Linked DNA regions of Mus musculus: regions 2 and 3 are each linked to region 1. Evidence: chromatin loops called from intact Hi-C (ENCODE). Cell type or tissue: left cerebral cortex. All regions are shown on one strand.

What was found. Hi-C counts contacts between places; a loop is a spot of excess contacts. Peaks named below come from ENCODE experiments on the same cell type or tissue, not always from the same donor. Only the 100,000 strongest peaks of a DNase experiment are listed, where the experiment ranks them.
Region 2: a loop joins it to region 1, with 2.3 times the contacts of the local background. A loop is called at or near these places in 4 of 42 quality-filtered maps.
Region 3: a loop joins it to region 1, with 2.1 times the contacts of the local background. A loop is called at or near these places in 4 of 42 quality-filtered maps.

Annotation. Positions count from the first base shown.
Region 1 is chr9:88,376,030-88,384,029 of GRCm38, forward strand. Snx14 (sorting nexin 14) reads right to left here. Exons shown (of 29, transcript NM_001359958.2): 22 at 7,941-7,981; 23 at 7,730-7,849; 24 at 6,049-6,172; 25 at 5,691-5,855; 26 at 5,453-5,548; 27 at 4,141-4,232; 28 at 3,481-3,537; 29 at 726-910. The coding sequence ends at 872. Among named protein-coding and RNA genes, the nearest start is that of Nt5e, 52 kb to the left of the region's middle. In left cerebral cortex, no CTCF peak of the experiment used is centred here; a DNase peak (open chromatin) is centred at 4,260.
Region 2 is chr9:88,473,211-88,481,210 of GRCm38, forward strand. It overlaps Syncrip (synaptotagmin binding, cytoplasmic RNA interacting protein), which reads right to left. Exons shown (of 11, transcript NM_019666.2): 2 at 7,396-7,555; 3 at 6,584-6,702; 4 at 6,361-6,468; 5 at 3,864-3,977; 6 at 3,579-3,755. The coding sequence starts at 7,543. Among named protein-coding and RNA genes, the nearest start is that of Syncrip, 5.2 kb to the right of the region's middle. In left cerebral cortex, a CTCF peak has its summit at 3,112 (motif pointing right); a DNase peak (open chromatin) is centred at 3,142; H3K4me3 peaks cover 793 bases; H3K27ac peaks cover 33 bases.
Region 3 is chr9:88,461,911-88,469,910 of GRCm38, forward strand. It overlaps Syncrip (synaptotagmin binding, cytoplasmic RNA interacting protein), which reads right to left. Exons shown (of 11, transcript NM_019666.2): 7 at 2,738-2,873; 8 at 1,045-1,250; 9 at 326-475. Among named protein-coding and RNA genes, the nearest start is that of Syncrip, 16 kb to the right of the region's middle. In left cerebral cortex, no CTCF peak of the experiment used is centred here; no DNase peak of the experiment used is centred here.

The DNA.
Region 1 (8,000 bases):
AAGAAGTGGGAGTGAGTGGGTAGGGGAGTTGGGGGAGGGAGGATATGGGGGACTTTTGGGATAGCATTTGAAATGTAAATGAAGAAAATACCTAATTAAAAAAAAAAAGAAGAAGAAGAAAATGTGTTGTGTATGTATATACATGAACCAGCATGGCTAGACACACAGAAGAGAGACTTTGAACCTTGGCCCACTTGCTTCTTCACACTAAATACAATTGCATTTGACGCAAAAGAATACAAAGACTGTGGGTCTTACTTGTTTGCTTTCATTCAAAAACAGCAACACAGGGCTGCAGAATGGTTCAGTAGACAATGTGCTTGCCATGCAAGAATGATGACCAAAGTTTGAATTTCCAGTGTCTACATAAAAGTCAGAAGGTTTGTGGGCATGCCTATAATCCCAGTACTCCGGAGGCAGAGACTGGAGAGGGCATGAGCAGCAAACTAAAAGCTCCAGAGGCAGCGAGAGAGCCTGCCTCAGTAAACAAAGTAGACAGTCATAGAGAAAGACACCCAGTACCAACCTCAGGTCGCCAGACAAACGTGCACACGTGGGCAAGAGCATCCACACACATGTACTCAAACACACACAAACACATGCACACTGCACATACAGAGAGGGAGGGAGAGAGAAGGAGAGAGAGGGAGAGAGACTCAAAAAGCCCTAGCAATAAGTGGCATATGTTTTAGTAAAATCAAGACAGTAAATACAAAAGGCCGTAATACCTAAACCACTTTTTATTGCTATTTGTTAGTCTTTATTAAAACAAAAAATATATTCCAAACACTAAAGTACATGATATTTATAAAAATATACAAAGTGAAAAGTACATTTCTATTATTCTGGTATGTTATTCTATACCAAGTGTTTACATCCAGGATGTCATGGAGGTAGCTTCCTTTTGTACCTAAAGTAAAAATAAATCCATTTAATAGGAGACAATAGCACAAGGTTCATTTTTAATTCCTAAAAGCTCTACTATAGTAATACTCTATGTGAATGTGCGTGTGTGCACACACACACACACACACACACACAAACACACACACACACAGTAATCCACACCCTTCCTGGCACAAACAGCAATTAATAGCAATGTTTTGTCTCTGACCTAATAAAAGCCTCAGAACTAAAAGCTTTCTGGTATTCATTCTAAAGCAATTTAACATAAATATTAACATTTCCACCCTCCTTTAAAAATACTTTTAATACTACTAAAATTTGAAGTTTCCAATCAATAGATGAACAGCCAAAATCTGGTTTCCCTACTCTATAGAAGTGAGTTTTCATTACAATGCCACAACCTTGAACAGTTCCTGGTTTTGTTTTTCATCTAACTAAATGGATTAGTCAAAAAGTAAAGGAGCTAGAGAGATGGTTCAGCAGTTAACAGCTCCTGCTGTGCAATTATGAGAACAAGAAATCTGATTCCACCACCCATGTGACAAGCCAAACACTTATAACCACAGCTCATCACAACTCCTAAGATGACAGACAGGAGAACTGCTATGACTTTTTTATTAACACACACACACACACACACACACACACACACACACACGGTTGCCCACCATGACTGGACAGTAAGCTCCTATTTATGAGGATACCACACACTTGGCTTACAGTCCACAAAGAACTCAGTGTGGAACTAAGGAACTTCCTCCCTGCTGGCGAGGTTTCGAAGTTTCAAAAGGTCCTACACAGGCTGCTAGGGAAGAAGAGCGATCAGTGGTGGGCTAACCAACAACTGCTGAACCCTGCAAGCAACAATGTGAACCTGCCCGGCAAGACATGACCTTAGGATAGTAGCAAGGCTGTTATGGGGCTAAAAAACCTTTTTCTGATTTGATTTGAGGGCTGCTCCTCAGTAGCGAACTCATGCCTGATACTGTAAATCCGGTCAGTAACCAATGGGTGAAGAAATCATAGGCCCTAGGAGGTATTTGCCAAAAAGCCTTGTTGCCCAAGTACCTTCTAAATATTTGTATTTATACCATAGACGAGCCCTGCTCTCAGCCTTACTCAGAGGCGCTACTCTTTGCTGTGGGCAGTAGTTACAGCATAGACTCCTCGCTGGTCAGAGTGCTAAGAGTGAGTGACTATGAAAGCTCAGCCCCAAACGGGACATTTGTATCAACTCCCACGTCCTAAGGCTCAGGACACATCTAAGAAGAGGGAATGCCAGTGCCTTAAGATGGGGAGGCATGCTGTGACATGCTGTGACACTCATAGACTCACAGTAGCTGTGGGCACTGGACAGGATAAAAACAGCCATACTTAAGACTCTGGCCTCTAGTCAGCCATCATTGGAAAGAGAAGCCCCTTGGTCTTTCAAACTTTATATGCCCCAGTACAGGGGAATGCCAGGACCAAGAAGTGGGAGTGGGTGGGTAGGGGAGCAGGGCAGGGGGAGGGTATAGGGGATTTTCGGGATAGCGTTTGAAATGTAAATGAAGAAAATACCTAATAAAAATTTGAAAAAAAACCCCTCTGGTCTCAATCCCCAACATCTCAAAAGTAATAAATAAATAATAAATAACAACAGCCTGAGTTCGGCCCCTGACCCCACATAGTAGAAGGAGAGAACCAATCCAGCAGGTTTTCCTGTGAGCTTCACACTTGCATCGTGGTGTGTTTATATATGTATGCAGATGGGTGCACAAATACACAATCATCAATTAAAAAAAAAGTTAAAAACCACACACACAGCAGAACTTCTAGGATACATGGGGGTGGGCTCAGTTGATGGCTGTCTATCTGAGAGGAGAGAGCACGGTCCTTTTAAGAGGGTAGCCACTGGTAGGCTGCTCATGCTTCAGTGGACGCCCCCACACCTATGCACATAAAGGCCACACTAACTGGGCTCAGTGGGTTATTTTAGAGCAAAGGAAATTGGGAGGGAGATTAGAGAGAGGGGGTCCAGAGGGAGTTAGGCCATTAAAGGGTAGATGGATAAGTACACGGTATACGTGCATGAAATGTTCGAAGAACAAAATTTTAAATTGTATTTAGAAAGAAGAAAAGTTCAACATCCTCAATATTAAATATAGTAAGAACACCATGCTCTAACTCCAAATCATTTTGTGTTCTTGGACTCACAGATCCATGTTGAAAAAACATTCGTCTCTGATTTATATAGCAGAAAATGTTGCAGATGATAATCTGAACAGCTAGGCCCATTCTGATGATAAGATTAGTCACATATTCAGCTGAAAGCACAGTAAAGGGCCCTTATCTGCTTGTATGGTAAGGAGGAACTAAGAACTTGAAGGCAGAGACTGGCCAGGGTCTGTTACCTCAAATCTAGTCTACGTCTGGACAGTCGTGTTAGATGAGGACACTACAAAAGGCCACTTGTGTCAAGCTGTTCAGCTTTCAAATGGTTGCAGTCACAATGGCTTACTACCATTTTCATCTCTGGTTAAATGTCCATATACTTTCCAAAGGAGAATGAAGAAATTCCTGCTTCCCAGTTACCTTATTTAGCTCTGGAAACAGCTCCTGTATCACAATGTCCAGCAACACATAGGTCAGCTGCAGCACAAAGACATGTAACAAAATGTAAGGAACTAGACAGAAAAGTTACAGGCACGGGAGCCAGGACCACGGTAAATCTCTACGCAAGTCAGCGGGAAACGTAACGGCAATGCAAAACACGCAAAAAGGTGTCTCTAACACCACCGACAATGCTCCATCCTTACATGCATAGTAGAGACCTTTGTGAATAAAATAACTGGCATTACTATGCTTCACCCATTCTATGTAAATTGTTTTGAACAAATTTTAAATAAACAAGTATGAAACTGATATTATATTAACATTTCAACAAAATATATAGCGACTATATATATAAAAATGTTAACTGGTATTCTTTGACTTAAATTAGCAAAATGTTTATACTATGTCAGAAATTTTCTAAACATCTAAAATTTTCTGGTAGAAGATATATTAACTTTAAGCAACCATGCATATCACAAAGAAGTAAGAGAACCAGCAGAAACAGTACATACAGATTTTCCCATCTGAACGTTTAGATTATTTTAATGATGGGCTAGATGTCGTGTAGTGACTCACACAGGTAATAAACCAGACATCCCGCTGCTCAGCAGCCACACCAACGCCCACCACCTCCCTTACCTGCTTGTTGAGCACTGGCTGCTGCAGGCCATCAAACAGGAGTCTGATGCTTTCGTACTTGGTTTCTTCACCGATACACTTGACTATCAGATCTAAACAGGAAAGCCACATATGAAACAGCTCACAGTGACTCACCACCAACCGCCTCTTAAAAGCCACATGCCTCCTCTGTTCACAGACACCACATAAAAGCTCCAAGTCAGTATTTCTCAAACCAGTTTCTACAAGAACCTCCTAGAAACAAGTCTCATGGTCGGGTCAAAAAAAAAAAAAAAAAAAGTAGTAGTTATTATTAATCCCCCTTTCAGAAGTTCACAATGCACAGGATATACTATAGTATATAAACCAACTACCACTAAGTGATAAAAGAGACTTAGAAAACATATTTTATTATACATCAGGGTAAAACAAAACCAATTTTTAAACTATGTATTTTGAATGATGTGTTGTGTTTGTGAAGAGAGATGTGCACCTGAGTGTAAGTGCCCACAGAGGCCAGAGAGGTGGGAGTTACAGGCAACTCTAAGCCACTAACTAATGTGATGGTCTCTGCAACAACAGCATGTGCTCAACAACCGAGCTGTCCCTCAGCACCCCAAACAACAGGATTTAAACTCCCTCTTTATATAGACACATAAAACCATACAGAAAAGATGTCTATGACCAGATATGCTGGACAGCTCTAATCTCACCATTTGGGAAGCAGAAGCAGGAGGATAAATGCAAATTTGAGACCAACCTGGTCTACACAGTAAGCTCCAAGCCAGCTAGGGTCACACAGCAGACAAATCATAAAGCCCTGATTAGTGTGTGAGTAGAAAAACCCGTGTCCTAAATTTTAGGGGTGAGCCTAAAGTCTCCTACAGGTAACACCAGCACTACAAAGACTGAAGCAAAAGAACTGTTGCAAGATCAAGGCTAGTCTGTGCTACAGCTCAAGAATCTATCTCAAACAGACAGTATTAGTAGTATCAACAAACGGACAAGTTACCTTTTCTTTTCTTCTCTTTTCTTTTCTTTAATTTTCTTTTTTTTTTTTTTTTTTCGAGACAGGGTTTCTCTCTATAGTCCTGGCTGTCCTGGAACTCACTCTGTAGACCAGGCTGGCCTTGAACTCAGATATCCACCTGCCTCTGCCTCCCAAGTGCTAGGATTAAAGGCATGTGCCACCACTGCCTGGCCAAATTACGTTTTCTAATGAGTTATATTATTTCTAAAATAAAAACTAACAATAACAATTAGTTTCAATAATTATACTGCAACTTCAAAGTGGTGCCAATCTATATACAATTGAGTTATTTAAATATCATACCTGGAATGTAATTCATCATTTCTTCAAAAGTCTGTTTTGCTCCTTTTTGCTTATCTTGGAGAGAGCGAGGTTCAGTATTTTCACAAAATATAGCATCTAAAAATGAGTACAGGAAATGTATACAATTATTCTCCAATTTATACGCAAGTATATTCTAGTAATAAAAATGCTGGTTTAAAAATACCTGGAAAAAAAAAAACACAAAGGTAGACCATGATACAGACATGGTCATACGAACCTCTGAGAAGGGTGATGAGGGAGACCAGCCGGTGCTCCTGAAACAGCTGCTCCAGCTTGCACTGGAGGTAGTAGTCTGTGTACATTTCCAGGGTGTTCTTAAAGAGGATTCGAGTTCCCATTAGAAGATGATGAAGCCAGTCTGGGACTTGAAAAACTACTCGCCCTGAGGAAGACCAATTAAGAATCAACTGAAATCTGTTGTCACTCAGAATGATCAATGAATAAAAGTAACAGTGGTCATGTTCAAGGCCAATGTAGTAAATCGGTGAAAAGAATTTCTTTCACAAAGTTGAGGCAGGCTGTATCTGAATCATGAGGCAGACTAACAAAGAACAACGTGGACCATTAAGCCTTACCTACATACATCAGGTAATCATAGACTCCGTCCACAGTCATCACCTCCATGAAGTAGTTCTGATTTTGCTTTCGCTCTGTGTTCTCAGCGCGGTTTGCATTATTCTTAAACAGATCGTTGAAAAGCTAAAGTATAAGTTGAAATAATAAAGAGACAAGTAGTTTATTGCATTTATTGACAGTAATCACTAACGTTAAAAGAATACAGCAAAATGCCACATTAGGAAAGTTAAAATCTGCTTTCAAACTTTCTCATTCATGACCAAAGCTATAAAAAAAAAATCCCACATATTTCTCTCAAAACATTAAATAAAAGCTTGTATTCACTTTTGCCATAACAGTTAATTTACTAGCCATAAAGCATCTCTTTTCTTTTCCTTGTTTTTCACCCATTTTTTGGTTGTCTGCTTTATGGTGCTTGGATATTCTAAACCTATCCAAGACCCTCAAGTAAGCCAGGCAAACATCCTATCACTAAGTTGCATCTCTGCCCCCTCATTTTTATTTGTTTTTTCGGTGAGATGCAGAGACGTGGCAAAGCTATGTAGCTCCAGACTGGCCTCAAACTCACAAACCTCCTCCCTCAGGCTCCCGAGGCCTGGGTTCTACAGGCGTGCACCAGCACCTCACCTCCATTGTGCTACTACTGCAATTGGTTTTTTTGGTTTTTTTTTTTTGTTTTGGTTTGTTTTTGTGGCTGTTTAAGACAGGGTCTCCCTCTTAGCCCCAGCTGGCCTGGAATCCAGTCTGTAACTCAGGCTGACCTCAAACTCTTGGCAGTCCTCTTTCCTAAGCCCTGCATATAGCAATTCACACTCCAGCATAACCCCTCTTCCCTTATGCTTTCCCCAGGCCAGTGCTCCATGATGCTATCCATCGGAGAGCCAATATTCTCTCACTCACAGGTATGCTTAGAGTGAAGTTAGCCTAGAGGAGATTCTGACTCTTCACGGGGTTCTGAGTTTCAACATGAAAGTACACTCAGAATCCAGGAGAGAAGCGGATACTCCCGGGCACATGGTGTGCACGTGTATCTGTCTTAAACTGACTCTGCAAAGCCACAGCTCTCACACTATGAGGCAAGAACAACTTACAATGATGGCTGAAGAGACAAAAAAATTGAGGTGCGTGCTTTAAAATTTCCTCTTGAAAATGTTTTATTCTATGCTATGATTATCTGTAATGGGGTTTCTACGTTCAACAAAGGAGAAGACCAGGGTGGTGGTGGTGGGGAGGGGAATGGGGCGGGGAGTCACAAGTGCTTTGTCTGAACTGTCTGCAGAAAACAGTGACCCATTACTGCAAACAATAGTAGACTTAGAGTGGAAATGTTTTTTTGTGTGTTTGTTTGTTTTTTTAATTCTAAATGTAGGCAATTCACTCTTTTTAAAGTCTGGAAAAGATTAGATAAAAAATAAATAGGCTTGGCTGGAGATGGATCAGAATAAACAGAGACAGAAATAGTGGGAAAGGGGGAAGAAGACCAGAGGAGAAGGTTAGAAGATGCTGGAAACATAATGAGCTGGCACCAGTGCTGAGAGGAGGGCAGTGAGGCAGAGATCAGAAAAAACCAGGCTGAAAGGCCCCAGCCTGGGCTACCCTGCAGCCTCTCCAGTCCAGCCCGCACCGCCAGCTGTCCTCAGCATTACCCACACAACATACTCTTTACATAACATACGGTACCTTCTTGTTGTTTTCGGAAGTGGGGCTGAGAATCGTCAGTTCTGGCCGACTCGGTTTAGGTTTGGGAGATTCGCAAGAATTAATGAAACTCATGATGAATGGCTCCAAATGCTGACCTTTCTGTGGGGACAGAGGAGATATGAGCTAAGCCACCACAGTTCATCAATAATTAAACATGTCATTTATAAATATATATTAATTCATAATTCACCTCTTTCATTAGTTTCCCAGGAACAGACTTTATAATTTTTCCTGCAATTAAAAATAAAAC
Region 2 (8,000 bases), 97 kb after region 1:
ATCCGACACCCTCTTCTGGCCTCCACCGGCACCAGGCACACAAGTGGTACAGATTTACATGCAGGAAAAACACCCATACATGTAAAAAAAAACTTTTTAAGCTACTTTATTGCCACCTAGCAAAAGTGGTGTTATTTTTATACCCCAAGCAAATGATGATTTTAATGTGTTGTGTCTACATATACAGAATGTGTATGCAGTCTAGTTGATACTGGGTATCTTCCTTTATCAATTCTCATCTTTTGAGACTAGATTTCTCAGTGAATCTATGTGAAGCTCACAGACTAGAAATAGCTGGCAAATGAGCTAAAGAGATTCTCTGTTTCCATCCCCCAGGGCTTGTGATATACAAATTGATCACCAAGCCTGCTGTTTACATGGGTGCTGGTATAGCAACACTGGGTCACTAAGTCCTCATCCTAGTCCTAGGACGATAAGCTAAAGTATTTCTTTCTACAGTCCTTCATTTCACCTCAACTGACAAAAGTAAACTTTTGGCAGCTCAAAGGTTTGCCAGGCTACCAATGAATAGCTCCCTGGAGAGTTATATCCTTCCCTCTGAATGAGAAGCAGACTTTTAAGAAGGAAAGCCATATTTTAAAAGTAAAAATAAAAGCTCCTAAATTCCTGAATTCTCTTTATAGAAATCTATTTTGTTTCAAGAAATATACTTTAACAGTAAACCTACACATTCAATTTTACTCATTAGGACAAGACATAGATGCAAGCAATAGAGAACTCCAAAATATACTTATTTTTCTCCTTGAGGTCTGTTTAAAAATGGTGGTAAGCATACCAAATCTGAAAATCAGAAAGATGTACAAGTTTTTGATTTTGAACCAGTCAAGGTGCTCTTGAGAGGTGGAGTCAGAAGGATCAGGAATACATAGCAAGTTCAAGGTTATCCTTGGGCTACAAAAGATCCTTTTAGTAAATTCTCAACTTTACAGTATTTCAGAATTATTAGTTTAGGTGTGCTATGATTAGGCCATGAAACTAAAGACTGCAATAACTACAGTCTACCAACCACTTTCTAATTGGATATGAGGCCACCTCCATCCAAGAGAATATAGGTCTAATACTATAAACCTGATCAACTTGTCTACGCCTGGGGAGGTCATAGGCAGACCCAAAGATTTTGGCCCTCTGCTTATGTTTTGCTATGTAGACATTTAATAAAACTGTCTTCTAAACATTTATGGGTTTCTTTTTAAATTTTGTTTTGTTCTTTTTTTCTTTTGACTATGTTGAATACAGCTACCCAAACAGACAAAAGATGGTGCTGGATCCCCTGGAGTCAGTTACTGGAAATTATGAGCAACCCCATGGGATACTGGAAAATAAACTGGGATCCTCCAAAAGAACCTACGTGTCCTTTATTGCTGAGCCATCTCTCCAGGCTCCTAAAAATGTATGTTTATACCCATAAACTAGTGCTGCTCTCAACCTTGGGCATACAAACACATGTTTGTTTGGTTTGGTTTTCCGAGACAGGTTTTCTCTTTGTAGCCCCGGCTATCCTGGAACTCACTCTGTAGACCAGGCTGGCCTCCAACTCAGAAATCCAGCTGCCTCTGCCTCCCAAGTGTTGGGATTAAAGGTGTGCACCACCACTGCCTGGCCACAAACATTTCTTATAGCAAAGCAAGATGCTTAATGGAGATTTTCTAACTGGTCAAGCTGCTGAGAATAAGTGACTGTTGACTGCTTGGTTCTAAATGGTACATAGTATGCCCTCTCCAAAGCTTAGGGGGAGCAGTATAGAATTGGGAGAAGACCATCAAGAGTTGGAAATTGGGGGGAGTGTTATGAAGCATGGATTTCTGGAAATGGTATATCCTTTGCAATCACAGATATGGAAGAGCTGAGGTCTCATGTACAAGACTGTGCCATCAAGGATGATGGAGGACTCAGGAGGTCCCAACTCGTCCCTGAAGTGCATTTGAAAGTTACCAGCTACAGGGAAGAAGGATGTCATTTTCTTTAGTGGTATAAAATAAGTACTTATTTGTCCAGAAAACAGCCTCCTGCTCATGCTAGGTGGGAAGAAGGGAGTCAGTGAGAAAGAAGGGTATAAAGCAGGGAAAGGAAAGGGGGTGGGGGTTAACAATGGTTATATTTTGTATATAGGTATTGTCAAATCTTAAAAAAAAAAAAAAAAAAAAAGACTATAAAAATTCCAGATTTCAAAAATAAGATTAGAAGGATAGTGGTGTCTGCCTTTAGTCATAGCACTACAGAGGCAGAGACAAGTGGATCTCTGAGTTCCAGGGCAGCCAGAGCTATATAGTATGAGCCAGTATCCAAAACAAAAACAAAAACAAAAACCTCAGAAAACTAACTTCTAATTCAAATATCCTGTTTTATCCTCTTTAAAAATTTTCAGAAGAAATCAACCTAAATATCTTAAATGTTTAGATTCCACAAAACAGATTAGCCAAATTTAACAAATATGATAGTGAGTTGTCCACAAAAATGATACAACCAGGTCTGTGGAGGAAGAGGCAGAAAGATACTCTGGGAGTTTGAGGTTACCTGGCCTAAAGCAAGGGCAAGTAGGCCAGAGCAACATAGCAAAAAAGTTAACATATTTAATTAAGTTTTAATTAACCCCGGAACGTAAACTTTTTTTATAATATTTAATGCAATTCCTCCAATGTACACACTCCTTTGCTTGCTCTCAAGTTAATAGCTTTTCTTTCTTTAATTACTCTTGTTGCTTTTGGGGTGTGTTGTTTACTTGTGTGTATTCCTATTGGGTTTCTCACCACACCAGGCTGGCCTCAATCATGACAATCCTCATGTCTCAGTACAGAAATTTAGTTACCTTGCTCAATCTTTTTGAGTCACAGAATTACAAGAAAATTAATGTTACATAAACCTAATTTTGAAGATGTTTAAATGTTAAGAAATAAAAATTAGGTTCTCTAACATCTGGTTGTTTCTAAACCAAACATCCCCACTCACAAAAAATAAAAAATCTTTTATGGTCCTACCTAGAAATATGTCATCCTGGTGTCTTCTGTGGTTTTTTTTTTAATTGTACTAGCTTTTTATTTTAAGTATATGAGTGTTTGGCTCACATATTTGTACACCACATGCATGCCTGGTACCTCCAGAAGAGGGCATCAAATTCCCAAAGATGGGTTACAGACGGTTTTGACTTGCCCTGTGGGTACTCAAAAGAGTTGAACCTGAGGCCTTGGGAAGAGCAGCCAATGTTTCTAATAGGTGTCCTATTTGTTTATCTACTTATGTATTCAAAAGTATAAGGGTGTTTTTGTTAATTTCTGCTGAATGAAAAATGTGGTCCAGTGGGGGGGGGGGGGATCTTTGGAAGCCACATCATTTTTAATTCCTTTAAATTTACAGAACTTCCCAAAGCCAGATGCATTAACTAGAAATTTTGTACCACCATCTTATAGATTCTGAATATTATAAAATATTTCTATGATATATACATAGGAAAATAAAAAGGCACCTCAAAAAAAAAACCACCAGATAAAATACGTAAGAAAAACCTGACATTAAGCATAGGGGGGAAAAAAGGGGGTAGAAGAAAAAAAAAACCAACTTACCAGTTTAACAGCCTCTTGTGCTGCTTCTTTTGTACAAAAAGTGACAAACGCATAACCTCTGTTGAGACCAGTGAGCGGATCCATCATTAAACGAAGATCCCATATAGGTCCAGCTTTCTCAAATAATGGAACAAGCTCATCCTCAAACAGATCTCTGGGGATCTTCCCCACAAATATCTGGAAAATAAATATGAATTCACAATCATGAAGAATTCTTTAGGAAACTAGATAGCTGTGGGTTTTTTTTTTTTTAACTACAAATGGTACAAGTTTAAGTTTCTTTACCTCAGTGCCAACAGAAGGCTGCTGACCTGAATAAACGGAATCTGGAGGTGGTCCTCCATACTTCCTCTGACCTGTAGTCACATCAAGTGTGTAGCCTGTTCTTTCCAAAAGTGCCTTGAAAAGTTCAAAATGTTATTAATGCTTCATTCACAAAATACAGTTATTATTTAAGTCAATCCCGTTCAAATATTTCATTATCTTAGCAACATTCCTCCATACAAATTTATAAGATCTGTTTTAGAATTCTCCCTTTTATGTATATCATCAACATTTCAGATTCCTGTGAATATCAGTTTTTATTGGCCAGTTAATTACTGAGCAATAAAAATTAAAATCAATCCATCAGCAACCTGCAAGATGTATATCCACTCTGCTAAGAAAAACCTCATTAAAAGCAAGCATGGCTTTAATCCCAGTACTCAGGAGGCAGAGCCCAGTGGATCTCTGAGAGTTTGAGACCCGCCTGGTCTACAGAGACAGAGTTCCAGTTCCAGAGTTACAGCCAGGACTACATTGAGAAAGAAATTCTGTCTCAAAACAAAACACACACACACACACACACACACAAGGAAAAAAACAAAAAGGAATACCTCATTAAAACTGCAACAATTTGACTACTACCCAACTCTGGATTTCTTATACCCCACCCCAAGATACACAATACCATTTATGGGCATTTTGTCACCTCCAAAGATACTGCTCCATGCCTTAAATCGTTGTCTATAAACTTGGGAGGCTATATGAAAAGCTTTTCTATTACTTTCTGTCAAAAGTGTTATGTGTCACAAACATGCTTCATTAAGAAGAAAATAGCCACAATGATTTTGAAAAGCAATAAGAAACTACAACCATAAGCTGGGCAGTGGTGGCGCACGCAGACCTTTAATCCCAGCACTTGAGAGGCAGAGTTCGAAGCCAGCCTGGTCTACAGAGTGAGTTCCAGGACAGGCAGGGCTACATAAAGAAACCCTGTCTCGAAAAAAACCAAAAAAAAGAGAAACTACAACCATAAGTCTAGATTTATCTCCCTCAACTTGTTATTACATCATTACAGATACAAGTGACAAAAAAAACATATGTAACCTGTCTAGCCATTTAAGCACAAAATACCCGTTCTCTAATCTATCAACTATGAAAGTTCTCTAAGTAACAAAACTATTGTATGAGCTGACAAAGTAAAAAGACCATATCACGAAACTTATCAAAATGTTGTTAAGAGATTGGAGACTGAGTCACCTCAATCCCCCATAATGTAATCTGTTTTACTCAAAGTGAATTATATATGAAATTGTGGGAGGGACTATATATAGGGTGTTTGCTTAATGTAACCTATTCCCCCCCCAATAAACTGATTGATGCAAATGTATCAATTTAAAAAGTATTCATAAACTTTGAATCAAAGTTTCACAAAAAGCTGTATGATCTAAATAGCTTTTTTATTAGCACTCAAATTTTATTCCTTAAAGGTATAATAACACTATGAAGGGCTAGAGAAATGGCTCAGTGGTTAATAGCATTAAGGCCCCAAGTTCAAATCTAAGCACCAACTAACTCTTTTCAGAAATTCTTAGTAAATTTTCCAATCACACTGACACAATTGCAATAGAGATTACAATCCCCCCCCCCTTTTTTTTTTTTTTTTGGTTTTTCGAGACAGGGTTTCTCTGTGTAGCCCTGGCTGTCCTGGAACTCACTTTGTAGACCAGGCTGGCCTCAAACTCAGAAATCCGCCTGCCTCTGCCTCCCTTGCTGGGATTAAAGGCGTGTACCACCACGCCTGGCTTTATAATCCCCATTTTTATTGGAAAACTAAATTCATTCACAATCATGTGTAAAACTCATGATTTCTGTTAACTAGTAATTTCATTTTCCAATCTTGTCCACATGACCTACGCTTTCTTTTCCAATACAGGTAAAATATACATTTATGCCCTTCTTAGCAACTGGTTTTCTTAAACCATAGCCCTGCCTCAAGAAGTGGTACCTTATTAAAGAATACCAACTAAAAACTAATATAAACCATACTCTTTTAACTTTAAAATCTCACCAAGAACACTACCTTAATTATGAGGCCATTTAATCTTCCTGTGACCTTAAATCCAACCAACCTGAAACAAAAGATACTTTCACTCCCACCAATTGTCTATGCTTTCCATAGATGGTTGTAGAAATAACCCAATAAAAGAAACAATTCTTAAATTCTAAATTCATTGGGACCCTAGCCAAAAACAAAAAACAAAAACAAAAACAAAAAAACCCGCTTTAAATTTTTCTTACAATTTGGAATTGACCGCACAGGTTGGATTTAGTGGCCAGACAAAAGTCAATGACTTTGAAAAAAACAAAAATAAAACCGGATATAGTACTTCCCAAAGTCTAATTATTACAAGACAATAACCTTAGAAATATATACACCCCATGCCACACTTCAGGACTATTTAACAGTTAGTAAATAACTGAGACGGACTTAAAGCCACAGAAAGCTTTAGGGACATACCTTAATCTTTGCCTCATCTGGTCCTTTACTAGAGTCTGCTACTTTGGTCCCCTGTTTTTCTCTCTGCCTGTAAGTCTTCATGACTCCACATAAAAAGGCACTTTTGTTCTGTAAAGACATTTACCATTCATATTTAACATTAAGTTTATGTCTAATAAATTTAAATTAACACATCAAAAATATTTTTTTAATTCTTTCTACACTGACATGAAATTAACATTACCTGAACATGAGAGAGATCACTGTCTTTAAACTGTTGAAGCACTGCCAATGCGCCGTCTTCATTGAACTCTTTTAAAGCTTCGATAGCTCTTTCATCTAAATCACTATGTGCAACTAGCCCTGGAGAAGAAAAAATTTAGTGAGTTATCACCTTTTAAATTTTCTAAATTATTTCATCAGAGTCCTGCATTGGGTAATACAGGTACACATATGACAATGATTCTACCCTCCTTGCCCTCCCCTTATCTACATAATGAAAAACATACTAAAGTCCTCTTAACCACACAGAAAGGAGTCAACGTATTATATCCTGTTTTTGTGTCCAAGTAGTCCTGAACACTGCAATATTTCTACAGTAAATATATAGGCCTACAAATCCTAAAGTCAACCAACACAACACCAAGTGTAACAACTGAACCTCTCCTCAAAGTCAAGAACCACTAGAAAAAGGAACCACCACACCAAGAAAGACAAGAACTAGCCTACAGTTACCAAGTTATTAAACAAGAATCCTGCTATAAAAATACCTCAAAAAGTCACATGGGCTCCTCTCAACATTTAGCAGCTGTTGCTACTATCATATACTATCCATCAGGCCAGACAGCCTTCCCCTAGGGAGGTCTATTCCCCCATTTCAGCCCTCCCTCTACACTTTAACCTCTAAGCTCAAACCTAAATTAACCAACTATCAGAACAAGGCAAAGCTCCAGTTCCCACGTTTATTGGAAACCACAAAAAGTTGCTATTTTAGCTCAAAGCCAGAAATCCAATAGAAAAATTTCATAATGTTATTTTGCAAGTGTTAGTTCTTACCTGCAACGTAAATTTCATCTAGTTTTTCAGCAACTTTCTGTGGTAAACCAGCATCAAGCAATGTCTGAAAATTTTCTGAATGGATAACTGCTGAAGTAGTATCCATGGGCTCTTCAGTACCATTTCCATTAACATGTTCTGTAGCCATGTTTCCAGAGATCTGTTCAAACGCAATAAGCAAAATTAAACTAGGATCTTCAAACAGAATAGAGGACAATGACAGTCCCAATCTTTACTTTCTCTACCACTTAACTACAACCAGCCAGCCTGAACCTCCCTTGAAAGAAACCTTAAAATCACTATCGCCTGACAAGCCAGATTTTGGAGCTCGGGTACAGAAGGACCGATTCACTAGATTCTTCCTGAGCACCACCCCTGACTTCACCTGCTAACACTCACTGAGAAAAACCTTATTACAAATGAAGCCCAATCAGCACAGCGACCGGCCCAGCCTGCCACATGCAGCAGTTCCAAAACGGAGAATAAGGTGTGTGAAGCAAGCAACGCTGGGCTTGTCTCTCTCCAAGGTAAACCAGAAAGTGCGCTTTTCCCGCCTGCCGCTTATAGATCAGTAACAACAGCCAGCGAAGAACAAAGCGCTCACA
Region 3 (8,000 bases), 86 kb after region 1:
ATTTGGCTTTATTAAAAGATTTTCCTTTTCACTATTTTTACTTTAAAAATAATGAGACCAATAAATATTTGCTTAATTGGATTTGTTTTTTGCGTATCCTCTGCAATTCTAGAACTCACTGTTTCTGTAGACTAGGCTAGCTTTGAACTCACAGAGACCCATCTTGCTCTGCCTCACCAGTCCTGGGTTAAAGGCTGTACCACGACCACTGCCCAGCTTGAACAGACTTCATAACCTGAACTTTGCCTCCAATTTCTAAAGCACATAGACTTCTAAAAATGTTGTTTTAATTTAGATGCCTATGGAATGTCTACAACTTATTTACCTTGACAGCACCATCTCTCTCATCAAAATGAATGAAAGCATAATCTTTTAGCTTCTTTACTCGTTCCAGTTTCCCAAACTGACTAAATGACTTTTCTAAAATTTCTTCTGTTACCGTGTTGGCAAGGTTGCGTACAAACAGCACTTTTACCTGAAATTAAGAGAAAAAAAATCAAATTTCCTAAATATTACTAGAGTTCAATTTCCAAAAGCATAAATTCTATAAGTTAACTAAAATTACAACCACTAAAAGAACGTAAGTTTTAACTCCTCTTAGTAAGTAATAAGGAGTGCGGTGCTGGTCAAATCAAAGAGGCCTCAAAAAACAGGTATTAAACAAGTTATACTTTGAACAGTACTCAGTTATCATTAGTTAAGTAAACTAAAACGAAGTAAAACTACACACATGTTGGGATTACAACTTTTTAATACAAATGTGTGAGTATGTGAGAGACTATATATAGAGGATCAGAAACTTAAGTGATGCAACTCCTGAAAAAGATAGTTTCTAACACAACTAAACATAACTCTATGAAGAGTTATTTCTATTTTCACTTTCCATACACACAGGCATTTCTTAGTGTACAACTCTAATTGCCTAGCAACTATACTTTTACCATCAAAAACTACCACTTAAAACAAGGCATGCAATTTTTTATATGTATTATATCTCAAGCCCCTCCTACTAACTACACAAAAAAATAATTATTGTAAAATTACCTTTGCCATAACTTCAGGATCAGGATCTTCAATAGGATCAGCCCACTCAACAGTTCCAACATTTCCCCAGACTTTGACTTTACCACTCATTAGCCTACGTCTTGCCTGGGCAGCTGTTTTGTGATCTTCATATTCAAGAAAGCAAAAGCCTCTGTTTTTTTTCTTGTCATCAGGTTGGTGGTATAAAATGACATCTGTGAGACCCTCTAAAATTAAACAAGCATTCCGGAACAATAACAAAAACATGTAACAGCAATAGCTGTGTTTAACCAAGATACTATATTAAATAAAAGTGAGAAATAATCTTATTTTCTAAACTAGACACTTTGACAAAGGATGATTATTTTGAAAAGGATCAAAGACATGCATTGCCTATTATCTCAACATTTAGGAGGTTAAGAAGGGTCATAAATTTGAAACCAACCTGAACTACATAATGAAAACAAACTTTCAAAGGAAAGGCTCCAATAACTTTCCATATCAAACTTGCCCAAATTTTAAACCAACAAAAGCAGTTTTTTTAACTTGCCCCGAGGACCATTTTAATTCCACTAAATCCATCAGAGGAAAATGGGAAGAAAAAAAAACTTCTATAATCTAGAAAAATATCAGCAAGCGTTGTCAAACATAGTTAAACTGATTCATCACACTAAAATTCTATTTGAGAAGGAGTAGTGACATGTACAAGAACCCAGGTCTTCAGCATAAGCAAAAATATTACTAATGAAATATATCCACAGTGCTTGGTTTTTATGTGTTTTTGAATAAAGGTCCAGCTATTTTGCCAGGTCTAAAAATTTATTTAAATGACTTCTGCTCTCAACTATCAATTGCATTACTTCAAAGAAAAACAGTAAGATATACTGCTACTACCAAACACTTTTCTGTTTCTAGAGACTTAGCAGACTAACTTTCTAAACACTGTACAGAGTTCAATTAAAAAAATATACCATATTAACATCTCTGCTTAAAGCACTCAATCCTCCTTAATATTTAACAATTAACATATAAAAAACAGAAATACATACAAAAGACATCCAACAATTTTGAAGATTATATTATATTCCCTAAATCTGAATTTGTCTTCTGTCTAAAATTTTACACAGTGTCTCATGCAGAACAATCTGGCCTCAATTCACTATGCAACAGACTACTACCCTGAACTTGCAACTACCTTGCCTCCTCTCCCCATATACTTGAATGACAGGTGTGCCTGGAACACTATTATCTGGCTTTTATGTAGTGATAGGAATCAAACTTAATCCTAGATGAACACCCTAACCTTGTAGTCCTAAATTATCTGAAATGCCATGAAATTACTCCCCTAAACCTCTACCTGCGCTTGCTTTATCTTTTCTTCTTTAAATTTGTATATATAGATGTTCTACTTGAAGATATGTCTGTGCCTGATGCCTGCAAAGGCCAGAAGACAGAGGGTTAAGAGCAATCAAGTAGGTCCTAGAAATCCAACTCTGGTCCTCTGAAAGAGTAACCAGTGCTCTTCACTGCCAAGTCATCTCTCCAACCCAGTGTTTGCTTCTCTAAATAACAATGTTACTTAATTCATAAAACTGAGGTGAAAATTAGGGTTTTTTTCCCCAAAAATGTTTAGAGCAATACCTGGCACACACACACACAAGTTTTCTTCATTACTAAAAAAAATTGTACCTTTTGCTAATTAAATCCAACTTACCTGTCACTTTGCTAAATTCCTCAAGAATCTGCTCCTTGGTTTTACTCTTAGGAATCGAGCCCACAAAAAGCCTATTGTTGGCAACTGAGATGCAGACACCAATGTGCTTCCCGGAACGAATTTCATGATTATTATACTGAAAGAGAAAAGGTATACCATGTTTAAATTTATCAATTTGCTATTAACTGTAAAGATTCTCAATCATTAGCCAACAAAACTTATTTCCTCCCCCCAAAAAAAACTTTTAACAACACTTTGTATCGTGTATTTTCAGTTTTTAAAAAGTCTATCTTTTCCTTATAGGAGAAGCATATAAAAAGGTGAACTCTTAGGAATGCAGAAGGAAAAAAAAAAGATACAAGGTGGGGTAAAAAGAAACAGGTTTGGACATGATCAAATTACATTCTAGAAATGTATAGGGATACCACAATGAATTTTTTTGTAAAATATCCAATAATAAAATAAACATTTTACTGTAATTCCTATTTTAGAAAGAATGATAGCCGGGCAGTGGTGGCGCAAGCTTTTGATTCCAGCACATGGGAGACAGAGGCAGGTGGATTTCTGAGTTCGAGGCCAGCCTGGTCTACAAGGTGAGTTCCAGGACAGCCAGGGCTACACAGAGAAACCCTGTCTCAAAAAAATCAAAAAACAAACAAACAAACAAACAAACAAGGAAAGAAAGGAAGGAAGGAAGGAAGGAAGGAAGGAAGGAAGGAAGGAAGGAAGGAAGAAAATAAATGAATCTGAAATCCAAAGATTTTCCCTTAAACACCAAACAAAATCATGGTTTTAATACCTGTTTAGTTTATTGAATACTGTAATACTGATTCCACAGTATCTTAACCTCTAAAAATCATTCATCCATTCAGTTGTTCAAGTTCAAGGAAATCTCATTCAAGATGATCAGGTTTCCTCCCTCCAAGGTAACCATAGCATAAATACATTTTCTCATTCCCACATCCTTTAGTAATAAGTTTCAATAAAGAATACAAAAATAAATAAAAGATAATCAAAATTAAAGTTCACATTATTTTATCTATAGTTCAGAACAGATTCCTACCTTCATGATCAAACTAATTACAGATTCACATCTAATTCTCCATTTTCATATCAAACACGTGACTTTTAAAGTTTCAGTTTTTGCCTACTGAAAAGAAAATCTTAGGGCTAAAAAGATGCCTCAGAGGTTAAAAGAACTTGTTAGTCCTCCAGGACTCAGGGTTCCTCCAGCACCCATACAATGGCTCCAGTTCCAGGGGCTCCAGTGCCCTCATCTTGGTCTGCAGTTGACAGTTAACATACATGGCAGACACACGTGGTTCACATACATAGCAGGCAAAACACCCATTCACATAAAACACTAGTGCTGAAATTCAAGTCTCTGTTTACTATACCCAGAGATACTAAAAATCCAAGCTAGTTTTCATTTCTTTATATACAGAGCTTTTCAGACACGTAAGTTTTGAACCTCTAAACCTTAAAAAACAGAGTTGGGGGTTGGATTTCCTTAGTCGTATTAACTGCTTTTAATTTGGTCATCTGGTCTGTAACTGAACAAAAACAAGTTATGGCATGCCTTTATTACTCCTAGTATCCCAGAGGCGAAGCAGGTGAACTCTCGAGTTAGAGGCCAGCCAGGTCTACACAATGAGCTCTAGACTAGCCAGGGATACATAAGGAGACCCTGTATCAAAAGCAAAAGAGAAAAGAAAAAACTAATGTCTCGGTTAAACCAACAAATTATTATCGAAAGCAATCAAAATCCTTAGGAGAAACCTAGGAAAGGCAAGACAAAAGTTTCATCAAAGCAATAGCTATCAGAAAATCTAGGGCTGGAGAGATGGCTCAGCAGTTAAGAACATTGCTCTTCGAGAGGTCCTGAGTTCAATTCCCAGCAACCATATGGTGGCTCACATCCATCTGTAATGATACCTGATGCTGTCTTCTGGTGTGTCTGAAGACAGCTACAGTGTACTTGTATATATAAAATAAATAATTCTTTAAAAAAAGAAAAGAAAATCTAAGGGTTGAGTGTGATATCCACCCACACCTTTAATTCCAGCACTCCAGAGGCACAGTAAGTAGACCTCTTTGTTGGAATTAGAAGGGCAGCCTGGTCTGGTTTAGAATTAGTTTCAGGATAGCCAAGACTACGTAGAGACCCCATGTCTAAGAGAAAAAATAAAACCTTAAGGGAAGCCACCTATCTGTAAAGTAGCAAGTACTTCCTTCAACCACCATTAGAATGCCGCTTCTAAGTAATGTCCTTCCTTCTAAACTATCACATCATGCCTGCATCAACACTGGTTAAAAATATGATTTTATGATTGACAAATTTCTGTGAACAATAAGATTTGTTGTAATTTATTGAATAAAACTTTTCACCCATATTTGACTGAACAAAAAGCTGAGGGCAGTGATACACACCTGTAATTCTATCATTTGGAAGGCTGAGGCAGGAGACCAGCAAGGGTTATACAGACAGACTACAAAGGACAGAAGAGAGGGGAGGAGACAAGGAGAGCAAAGAGAATACATGCCTCAGTTGGGGCAAGCAACCCTGAGTCAATAGCAAGAGTACAAATAACCTGATTTTATGAGGTCTAAGTTAAAATGACAGGCTCTAACTTAAGACACTGGCACTTTCAGGCTATTACTATCAGTACAGCATGATGGTATGAAGGATGACCAAAATGTTCATATTTAGCAAAATGGGATCTCAAAGTTTCAAGATGAAAAAGAATAAATTTCCGACAATTCATCAATGTGGGGAGATGGCTCAGGAGGGTAAAGTGCTTGCCAACCCAACATAGGGCCCAGCGTTCCCATGAATCCACGTAAAGTCATCACAGTAGCACTATAATAACAGCACATCTACAAAGATAGGAGGCTGAAACAGGACAATCCCTGGAAAAAAATCACTGGCCAGCTAGCCTGGCATACATACATAACTGCAAACCACAAAGATACCCTAATCTAAATAAGGTCCAAGAAGACTGACCAACACCTAAGATTGTGCTTTTACCAGCAGCTAGCTCTGTAAGCACAGTGGCACATGAGCAGCTGTGAGCATATGCACGCAGGTACCCACAACACAATATGTCTAAAGAGCACCTGTGCGCGCGCGCGCACACACACACACACACACATACACACGACAAAAACTGTCTCTCAATGACCACCTGCACATAGTCTCACACAGGTAAGACAAAACACACACAAATTTAACAATGTCAGGTTTGAATTGTGATTCAAGTGGTTACTCGGTCTTACTCTTCTCACCAAAGCCTATTTATTTTAAAACATTAATTAGAAAGTTTTCTCTGTGCTGAGGCAAAAAACTTAGCTCCTTAAAAATTCTACAGTGAAATGTGCTTCCGTACTCAAGCAACTCTTCATATGCTTGCACATGATGCTCAGGACTTACGTTGTTCTTTATGTTTGACTGATCATTCTTTCCCAATAATGGCAAGCAAAACTACCTACCTCCAAGAAGTCAGCACTCTCAAGTATCACTTCAAAGTGTCATCTACAATATAATATTGGTAAATACAAACTGAGATTGAGGAGACTACTAATTAATCCACCCACAGACATATACATCTTTCCTATAGTCTGTTACCTTAGCAGCTAAGCCTCACTTTACTTACATCACTTATACAAGGATTTATCTATACTTTGTGAACTATCTTACCTAGGCTATCAAATATTTCAGACTCTTAATTTTCTCATCCAAACTACAATCTTTTTCTTCAAAACCTGTGACCTCTTTCTATTGTTGTAATCTTTCATTTGGCCTTAAGTTTTTTTCATTCAAACACTTTCCATTATTCAACCATTCGTGTCATGCTACCCACTCCAAGGCTCAAAACTTGAGCAAGAGCTTTGAGTTTTATAAGCAATCACCTTCTGTCACTTGTTACAGACTTATTTCCACTGTTGCAACTAGCCACATTTCATTCATTGTGCTACTCAATCTTTCAAGCTTCATCTACCAACTTTAACCAAGTGAACTATCCTTTTACCTTTCTCCTTTATCTTTTGCCCCATTTGCTTGCACTTCAGTTGTAAATAGATAACCTATCCTGTCCACATAAACTCTCTAAAGTCAACAATTTATAATCTGTAGTATAAATTGTCATGCTGATATTTGCTCTCATATAATGACTATACGACTTATAAACACATGTGACATGAAGGCAGAAAGGGAAAGAAGTAGACTAGCCAGGGAGAAACACAGGAGGCAGTGAGAATAAACAAAGTACTGCGCTCTATGTGCTGAAATTTAATAAAGAAAACTGTATACAATTTAGTAATTTCTCAACTATTTTCTAAATTCCTGTTAAAATATTTCATGAATCTGCCTTGCCAGCTGCCATTTATGGTTATACACACATGATGGCAGAATATACACAAATCCATGTACTCATGTTTGTGTTTGCAACATCCTGTAACAACACAAATTAGCCTCAAAAACTCACATCAAGATCCTTGGCCTCATGCATGCTTTAACTACAAACCACCAGACAAAACACAAAGGTAAGGTATGTGGTTTGAGTGTCTAAAAGGAGGCTGGAGGTAAAACCCTCTCCCAAAAAGTCAATACTAATAGAATTCATTGTCAATATGCAAGCAGACATCTCATCTATCAGTGTTAACCCAGATATTAGCCAGAGTATTTTTCACCAGGTTATTTTCACTCTGGTGTACTGTTGTCATAGACCCTGCAGCCACCATCCACTGGCTCCACTTTACCAGCATAATACAAAATATACACACTTTTCCGTCCACTTTCCTAGTTTTGGTTTCTTAGGTTTTGCTTCTTTTGTTATTGGGGTAAGGCTGTATTTATTTTACATGTACAAGTGTTTTGGCTTTGTTTATGTGCCTGGTAACAGCAGAAGTCAGAAGAGGGTCTTGGATCTCCTTGAACTGTAGTTACAAATGATGGTGAGCCACTAAGTGGATACTATAAGCAAAACCTGGGTCCTCTGTGAGCACAGTATGTGCTCATAATAGCTGAGCAATATCTCCAATCCCTGGGTTTTGGTTCTACATTGTTTTTTGTCTCACATATCCAAGGCTGTTAGATAGACAAAGATAACCTCTAACTTCTGATCCTGCTGCCCTCTTCCTTCCGGGTGCTAAGATTATAGGTATGCATCACACACTTGATTTATGCATTATCAAAAGAAAAACTTTTCTTTATGGTATCTCCTGTGTTACATCCCCAACCCCAACCCTATTTCCTGATTTTTTT